2 separate regions of the Homo sapiens genome follow, and region 1 is linked to region 2. A link is an interaction called in ENCODE POLR2A ChIA-PET data of the cell type or tissue named here. Cell type or tissue: PC-9. All regions are shown on one strand. Each heading gives the region's core, and the rest is flanking DNA. Links, peaks and the distances in the headings are about the cores only. Region 1 has its middle 83 kb from the start of ARL4C. Region 2 overlaps LOC101927896 (a long non-coding RNA gene).

What was found. Peaks named below come from ENCODE experiments on the same cell type or tissue, not always from the same donor. Only the 100,000 strongest peaks of a DNase experiment are listed, where the experiment ranks them.
Region 1: POLR2A ChIA-PET joins it to region 2 with 5 read pairs; 2 of 35 experiments call an interaction of 5 or more read pairs at or near these places.

What each region holds. Positions count from the first base shown.
Region 1 is chr2:234,578,084-234,582,473 of GRCh38, reverse strand. No RefSeq gene overlaps it. Among named protein-coding and RNA genes, the nearest start is that of ARL4C, 83 kb to the right of the region's middle. In PC-9, for the core only: no CTCF peak of the experiment used is centred there; a DNase peak (open chromatin) is centred at 2,733.
Region 2 is chr2:234,868,719-234,873,108 of GRCh38, reverse strand. The region is part of intron 2 of LOC101927896 (a long non-coding RNA gene); the gene reads left to right. Among named protein-coding and RNA genes, the nearest start is that of SH3BP4, 81 kb to the left of the region's middle. In PC-9, for the core only: no CTCF peak of the experiment used is centred there; no DNase peak of the experiment used is centred there.

The DNA.
Region 1 (4,390 bases), core at 287-4,286, 290 kb after region 2:
AGAGGGAAATTTGGGCACACACAGAGGAGGCAAAGGAAAGAGGGTCCCATGAACACAGAGGCAGGAATTGGAGTGAGGCATCTACAAGGCTAAGAGCACTAAGGGTTGCTGGAAAACCCAGAAGCTAGGAGAGAGGCATGGAGCAGATTCTTCCTCAGAGCCTCCAGAAGGAACCACCTGCTGACACCTTGATTTTGGACTCCTAGCTTTCAGGACTAGCAAGAGAATAAATCCCTGCTGTTTGAAGCCACCTGGTTAGTGGTCATTGGTTAAGGCAGCCCTGGGAGACTAATGCACCTGTTTAGCGCTTTACCTGATGACTATTTGGAATGTTTGCGGTAGAGAATGAAAAGAGAAATGAAGACGAATAAGAAAAAAAAAAGTTAGTCAAGCAAGACTGAAGGCTCAGCTGAGACAGGCAATGAGACGGTGCCAGCAGCCTTGGTGATGGGGGATTTCATCTCACGCTCCTCCTAAGTGGGCAGTCAGTGTGGAGAACACAGAGGTCTGGAATGTTCTGCAGCTGGAGATTGTTGAAACAGATTGAGGGGAAAGAAAAGGGAATGAGAATTGGCTGTGTTGCCGCGAATTCAGGGCTGGGCCATGGATTGAGGTTTAAAAAGTAGAAGGGGAAGCCTGGGGATTTCTGTGGGTGTGGGGTGGTCTGAGAGAAACCAGCGTGAGCTTCCCCTGCTGGACTTGGTGGGTGCAATGGGTGGAAATACAGTGGGGGCTTTTCCTTCTCTGCTCGGAGACAATCACCCTGTGACCCCTTTACTCCTCTGCTTAATGTCCCAGCCAAAGCCAGCAAAACGTCTCACCCTCAGATTCCAGAATTTCCGGGACTGAGGGGCTGGGGACGGGGAGGCTGCCAGCAGGAATAAATGCCCTGCAGCCGTGCATTCTGAATTTCCAATTAACAGCCAACAAGTATTTTTATTGTGTGGATTTTGTCTTTCTCTAAATGCCTCCTCCTTGGCTCAAAGCTTTGCAGAATCAAAAAGACCCCCAGAGGCCCCCAAAGACCGTTGTCTAAAGTGGATTTGGTCTCCTGTTTGTGTCTGGCAGCAAGAAAAGGGTATGACACTGATGATGAAAACAGGGAGAATTGCTTATTCCAGGCTTAAATCATTGTTTGCTGCTAAACATTTGTATTTTTGTGTTTTGTATTGCTAGGTATGTAATTGGCAAGCATGCAAATTAGGCAAGATAATGAGCTGCAATTTCTTCTACTCTAAGGAGGGTATTTGTGATTAAAAGGAATAAGAAACACTGGATATTCAAGCTACTGAATAACGCAGAGGAGCCTATTACACTTTTTAGGAAGAGGAACTCATTACTTGTTTCAATTAGCACCTGCAACAGTGGGTCTTGGCATTTTGGGGCATTCCTTGCCCTAGGTACAAGTTTAAGGAAGAAACAGAGTTAGCAAGTCTCTCCCAGCGGATAAAGAGAAATGATTTGGGGCAAGTCATTAGCAGAGTGTCTGCCCATGGATTTCCTGACATTTTCTTCAAAGGGGAAAAGAGAAACTCCTCTTGTTATTAGCTTCCGATGAGTGTGCTCTGAGCACGGCGTTAGTAAGTTGAGTGGGCATGATTCACACTCAGGCCTGGGAACCAGTCAGCAGCAAGGTCCATACAGCAGGGTGAGTCTCTGAAGTGTGACCGAGGTGCTCATGGCTATCAGAGGGGCAGCACCTATCTGTGTCTTGGAACCTTCACTGATGGGAACAAAGTCATTGCTTCCTTCAAGAGCTGCAAAGCCTTGTTGGACATCAAGAAAGCATCCTCAAAGTTCCTGGTACTTTACCAAGCATGGCCCACAGTGACCATGTGGGTTAAACATCATGGACCTGATTTTTGCCATGGAGGAGGATGAGGCTTGGAGAGGTTATGTTGCTAGTCATTGTTTGAGTACCTGGCCAGGCCCTGTGCTGGGACCCTCTGGCTCTCCCGCAGGGAGTGAGTATGCTGACAGCTACCCTAGGTTGAAGATGCTTGCCCAAGAGGAGGTATAAGAGTGGGGAAGGGAAGGGACAATGAGAACCTTGTTTAACTGGAGGAGGATGGGACAAGGCCGGGGGGAGGGAAGGAGACTCAGGAGGGAAGAGGGAATCACAAAGGTGAGCGTCTTCACCTGCTGCTGGGACCTCTCATTCATACCGGGTATGGGGGATTAGTGCCGTGAGTTAATGTGACGGGCAGAAGCAAACAGGAGCTACCGCCACTTAAGCCCCTGTGATGACTGACTGTTTTGACCCCACTGTACTCCAGTTTAGAAGTGACCTAACCAGTGATTCTCCAGAACATCGGTGCTTGAAGGGATCTAAAGGGCTCTGTGCTGAAAGATGAGCAGATTTATGGAGCCAAGAGAGGCCAGGGTGGAGTCTCGGAGGCAGAGCCAGATGGCAGGAGAGACTGGGGAGCAACTCATCCCTAGGTAGGACTGGCTGTGGCCTCTGCTTGCTACACAGCAAGCCTGCCAGTTTTCTGTCATCCAAACTGACTGCTATCATCTGATCTCCAACTCCTGTCCCCTGTTCCCCATTCTGCAGGACTGAGCTCCTGACCCTCTGTCCTGCCCTGGTCCCTGGCTCTGGGGGTGTCATCAGCTAAGACAGGTTCAGTTATGCTGCTAGAACCACCTACAGTCTAAGCCACTGGAAACAGCATGAGAATGTGTCTTGCTCACAGGACATGATGACAAGAGCCTCTGCTTCTTACAGTGACTCAGGGCCTCAGGCTAAGTCAAAACCCTCCCAGATGCTGCTGGTGGACGTGCAGAGGGGAAGTGAGTCCTGGAGGATCTTAAACCAGAGCCAAGAGCATGGCCTAGAGGTGACACTCATCCCTTCTGCTCACAACTCAGGGGCCAGAACGGGACCTCTGACCCTACTCAACACCAGGGGGCCAGGACAAACAGTCCTGAACATCCTGCCATTATCGGAAGGTTGGATATCAGGATAGTTTACTGGGCAGCCTTGCTGACCAGCACAGGTGTCTGGTGAGGCTCCTGACCAGCAGCAGCCCAAGCTCTGACAGTGCCACTTGCACAATCGTCCAGATAAGTTAAATTAACACGTCTGTGGCTCCCTTTCCTGGGCTCCCAGTGCTCCGCGGGTGTACTCGGGGGAGAGTAATAAATGGGACAGACACAGCCCTTACTCTTGAGGCGATTGCAGTGTGGTATGAAGACTTGGCAGGAGGCTGAGTGCAGGATTGACCCGTGTTTCTGTGAGACTGCAGTGGGCCTACATTCTATGCCCTGCCCCCCACCCCCTTTTTTTTTTAGTTTTTATTTTCAGATGAAGTCTTGCTCTGTCGCCCAAGCTGGAGTGCAGTGGCACGATCTCGGCTCACTGCAACCTCTGCCTCTCAGGTTCGAATGATCCTCCCACCTCAGCCTCCTGAGTAGCCGGGACCACAGGCATGCACCACCACTCCCAGCTATGTGCCTCCCCTTTTTTATAGGAGAGAAGCTTCTAGGGTTTCTCTTCACAGAGAGATAGAAAGCCACGTTGGAGCAGGTCTCCTGTGCTGCAAGGTTCAGGACAGTGCCCTTCCTTGGTTCTATAAATGTTCCCTTGCCATGTGGATATTTACTTTATTGTGCCAGGCTGGCTCAGTATGCAATGCTTCTGTTAAAACATTTCTACAAGAACTGTGTGTGTGTCTGTGTGTGTGTGTGTGTATGTGCATGAGTGTGTGCATGTGTATATGCGTGTGTGTTTGTATGTATGTGTCTGTGTGTATGTGTAAATGTGTGTGTCTGTGTCTGTGTGTATTTGTGTCTATGTGTCTGTGTGTCTGCGTGTATGTATATGTGTCTGTGTGTGTGTATGCATGTGTCTGTGTGTATGTGTATGTGTGTGTCTCTGTGTGTGTGTATGTGTGTGTCTGTGTATGTATATGTGTCTGTGTGTATGTGTGTATGTATATGTGTCTGTGTGTGTGTGTATGTGTCTGTGTGTGTCTGTGTGTGTATGTATATGTGTCTGTGTGTATGTGTATGCATCTGTGTGTGTGTGTATGTATATGTGTCTGTGTGTCTGTGTGTGTGTATGTGTATGTGTCTGTGTCTGTGTGTGTGTGTGTGTGTGTGTGTGTGTGTTTTGGGGGAGGAGGGACCTAGGTTTCAAGAAAAGGATGAAATCCTCAGATCCTTACTTCCAAGACTCTTTGTGGAGAAAACCTCTTGATGAATAATGGAGTGACTCAGTCAAGGTTCACTGGTAGAAAAGGACCCCAAGTTCACCATGAGGTCCTCATGAGAGAGGGAATCTGGGCTAATAAACTGGTTTTACCATCGGGCAATAAGGCAGAGTTTTTCAAAGTGTGATCTGCCAAGAAAGTGCATCTTCTCTCCTGATGTGACTGTTAAAATGTGC
Region 2 (4,390 bases), core at 293-4,292:
ACTCTGACTTGCTGAACACCATTGTTCTGCCCCTGAATCTTGACCTCTGCTCTGACCCCAAACCCTCTTCTGTGGACTCCCCCAGAAAGACCTTCCACTATCTTCTGTCCTTGGATCCACTGTGACCTTAACACACCCCAGGACACCGCTCAAGCCAGCTTCTGAGGGTTCAAGTCCCTTACTCCAGTTTGGACTGGACATGGCTCTGTTTATTTTCCTGCCTTGCTGTATTCTGAAGTCCCAGTGCCTTCCAGCCACACCTCCTCAGGTGTTCGCTGTGTCCTACCAGTGACACTGAGGCCCAACCAGATGCCCTTTGAGAACCAAGGTTGGGTCATTCTGAAGACAGTCCATTGCCAGTTCTTTCATGGATGTTTCTCTTTCTCTCTGACTTGCTTCATTCTCCAATTTCTAGGCCACCTGCTAGAATTTTCAGCAGGAAGTTAGGCTACTGCTCAAGGTGACAGGTCCTGAGGGACTTTTCTTTATCTCTCACATGGGACACCCCTTGCAGGGAGCCAAAAGTGGGTTCAAACCTTGCCTCTGCTAGCAGGAATGACCTTGGGCAAGGTACAGAACCTCTTTGAGCCTCAGTTACCTCCTCTGTAATAGGAAAATTGTAACTTCCGGGTTACTGTGAGAATTAAATGGGGTTAAACATGTAAGAACACACGAGAGACTCAGTAAATGTTGCTTCTCTTTCCTTCCCTGCCGTGCCCCAGGAGACTGCATCTGGCTATTCAGATAGGGACCCAGAGATATCAGCCTCAATTTTTTAAACACAGTGTGAGTGACTTTGATGTGAAGGTGTTTTATATTTGTCAAGTATTGTTATTTATAAGGCAGGAATAATTACCTTAGTGAGTTTGGGAAATATTATTATTTTTGCCTTTTCTGAGACATACCATTCATGCTGCTCTGGGTAGTTTAAAGTAAAAAGTTACATAGTTGATAATTTTTTTGTAATCAGATTCAAGAAGCAAGCAAGCTTCTCTCTCGCCTTTTATGCCATTTTAAATGAGATGTAAGTTTATCTAGACAATTGATTGTGAAATATTTTGAAGTTCAAAAAGATACAGAAATTGGTTACATTTAATGGAGGACACATGGATGGTCATGACGGGGTAGGGACCACAGGGAAAACAGTGTTTTTAAAATATCTTGGAGATGAAATCTGTGGCCATCTAAACGTGAAACAAGGAGGGCAAGTGAAGATGAATTTGTGTCTCTGGGCTCTCATCAGAATCAATCTAGACTCTAGCCGACAGTTCTTCACATCCTACAATTAGAAAACAACTTGCAAACTGCACAAATCATATTCTTGGAGTGAAATCAGGCCCTTGGATACTCACAACATTTATGGAGATGCTACTGCCCTTGGACTAAAAGCTTCAAAGTGGTTTGAACACCAATTAGTCTTCCCTGCCCCACAGCTCTGAAGGTTTGCTCTGGTTATATTCTATAAGTTAAAAAAATAATTTTTTTAAAGAAGCCTAGGTAAAGCTTGCAAAGGCAAAGTTACTGACATAAAATGGGGCAAATAAATCCCTGCAGAGTTGAAACAGCCTGAAAAGGGCAGCAGCGTTCACTGAGGCTCTAATCCCTAATTCATTGCAATTCAAAGATAGAGGTGAATGTCACACGGCATTATGCACAGACACATTTTGGGATAGAGAAAACAGAGTGTTGTCTGCATGGTCAAAGGTCAGCAAGAAAATCATTAGAACTGCAAACAGTCTTTTGTTGTTCTGGGCGCATTCTCTGAAAGGTGATGAAATGTAGAGCGGGAGTCAATATGAAAGGACTGTGCCTGAGTCTGCTCTTGAGATGATAGTCCTGAGAAGGTGGAAACGCCATCTTTGTACATGAAAACTGGAGGACACTGAGACCTTCAGGCGAATGATTTAGCCTAAGCTTTTTGTTGTTGTTGTTGTTTTTTCTTTTTGAGACAGAGTCTCGCTCTGTCACCCAGTCTGGACAGCTCGCTGCAACCTCCACCTCCCGGATTCAAGTGATTCTCCTGCCTCAGCCTCCCAAATAGCTGGGATTACAGGTGCATGCCAACACGCCTGGCTAATTTTTGTATTTTTAGTAGAGATGGGGTTTCACCATGTTGGTCAGGCTGGTCTTGAACTCCTGACCTCAGGTGATCCACCCGCCTCAGCCTCCCAAAGTGCTGGGATTATAGACGTGAGCCACCGTGCCCGGCCCTAGCCTAAGCTTTTTAGTGAACCATAAGAGGAATTGCACGAAGTCTTGATATTGTTAAGGTTTAGAATCTCTGAATGGGGGTCATTAAAGCTGTGGGAAGTGCTGGTCAGGATCTGTGGGGTACTCAAACCCAGAGCAGCAAAGTCCCTAAACCAGCCTCCTCGCATAAAGATTTATTCATCAGAGATCATGAAAAGTGTAAAGTGAGATCAGAATTTCATAGAATCCTGAATGATTTCTTGAAATTGTTGTTTTGACTTCACTTCTGTAAAATGTCCACTTTTTCTCCTCTCTACCAGATCTTCTCCACCCAAGTGGATGTTAGAAGGACAAGTCGTATGTTTACTAGGATACAGAATAGATAAAGTTGGTTTGAACTGATCAGCAATACATCAGTAGGATGTGGACAGGGAGACCTTTCTTTTCTGGTACCTGAGAAATAGTAAAATAGTAAGAGGTCACCAAAAAGAAGTTTCAACGCTTCTAATTTCACCAGTTAGGCCAGGAGCGCAGGCAGATATTGAGCAGCTATGCAAAGGCTTAAATTAAGAGAACATGAGTGCTGTATATCTGGCATATCTAAATAGCCCAAGGATGGAGGCAAGCCACAGGGACCAACTGCAATGTGATCTGGGGTCTGGGCTACATGGAAGGTGTATGACCACAGGCTTCTGTTTACAGAGTGTGGTGAGAAAGTTTCCATTAGGTGGACGTGTCTCTCCGTGGAATAAAGCCCAAGGCGCAGCTGGCCTCTCAACTCAGGTGTGTGTTTTAACCTTTCCCAATAGCTCAGGTGATCCCCTGAGACACACAAACACACAATGTGCTGCAGGTGATTTTAAGGGACTAATAATAGTAGTGGTAGTATCATTTCCACTTTACAAATGGTACAAAAGGATTTTGGCTATGTCTGCATGCAAAGAATGAACGACAAAACCTGTGAAATAAATGAAGACCATTACTCTAGTATATATAATGCAAGATGGACTGACTTTTTCTTTGCATTTGATTGACTTGGCTTTGGAGGTGAAAGTCTAAGAATGAAGGGAGGAGTAACTGCTGCTACTGCTTTAATACCTTTGAGAAGAGCTGTTATGTCTTGAATGGGGAGATACTAAAACTTAGTCTATTCTCCTAAAAATCCTCTAACACAAAAACAAATTTTTTTTAAAAAAGAGAAAGTGAATTCCAGATTAAGAAAAGAATCAAGTGCAATACACTTAAAGAAACTACAGTGAGAGTGACTTTTGAAATGCTTCATCACATTTCTCAAGGCAATTGATAATCATTAGTTTTTACAAAAGGGAGGTGTTTTGGTGGATAGATGGCTTAAATAGTTTGCAGGGCTTGTGGACCAATTAAGGTCTGTTGAATACGGCTTTAGAAAAGAGAGCTCAACCTGTGTCCCCTGAAAGTAATTTGTATCATAGTTGGAAAGATACAATGCATTACAACCAAGCAAGTCTTATAAACATCCTGAGGTTTATATTGATTATGAATATTGCCACAGGTGGGACAGGTGCAATGCCCAGTTTGTCTTGGCAGACTTGGCTTATGCCTGTTATCCTAGCATGATTAAGAGTGTCCCGTTTCACTCTAAAAGGTGTCCTAAATGGATGATGAATGATTTGGTCTTTTTATTAATGAAGTAAGAGGGAAGGATTATTCCTAACTGGGTAGACTGTAGATTTGTGTAACTAAAAGGGAATGAGTTGGTGATGGACTTATTTTCTAAATATATTCTTGCTGATAATTTCTTAAGGGACCAATACAGAATAGTAAATTTCAAGGACTGTCACTTTTACTGAATTTTTGACCCAATTATGATGCAATTATATTTTTTGTGTCATGTTCTTCATGCTCTAAACATAGCACAATTAGAAAGGATTTGAGAAAAGGCATATTTTAGATGGCATCAAGGTCTTTTTTTGGCAACCTTTTTCTTTTCTTTCTTTCTTTTTTCTTTTTTTTTTTTTTTATGGAGTCTCGCTCTATCACCAGGTTGGAGTGCAGTGGCATGATCTTGGCTCACTGCAACCTCAGCCTCCCAGGTTCAAGCAATTCTCCTGCCTCAGCCTTCTGAGTAGCTGGGACTACAGGCACGCACACACCACCACGCCCAGCTAATTTTTGTATTTTTAGTAGAGACGAGGTTTCACCATGTTGGCCAGGATGGTCT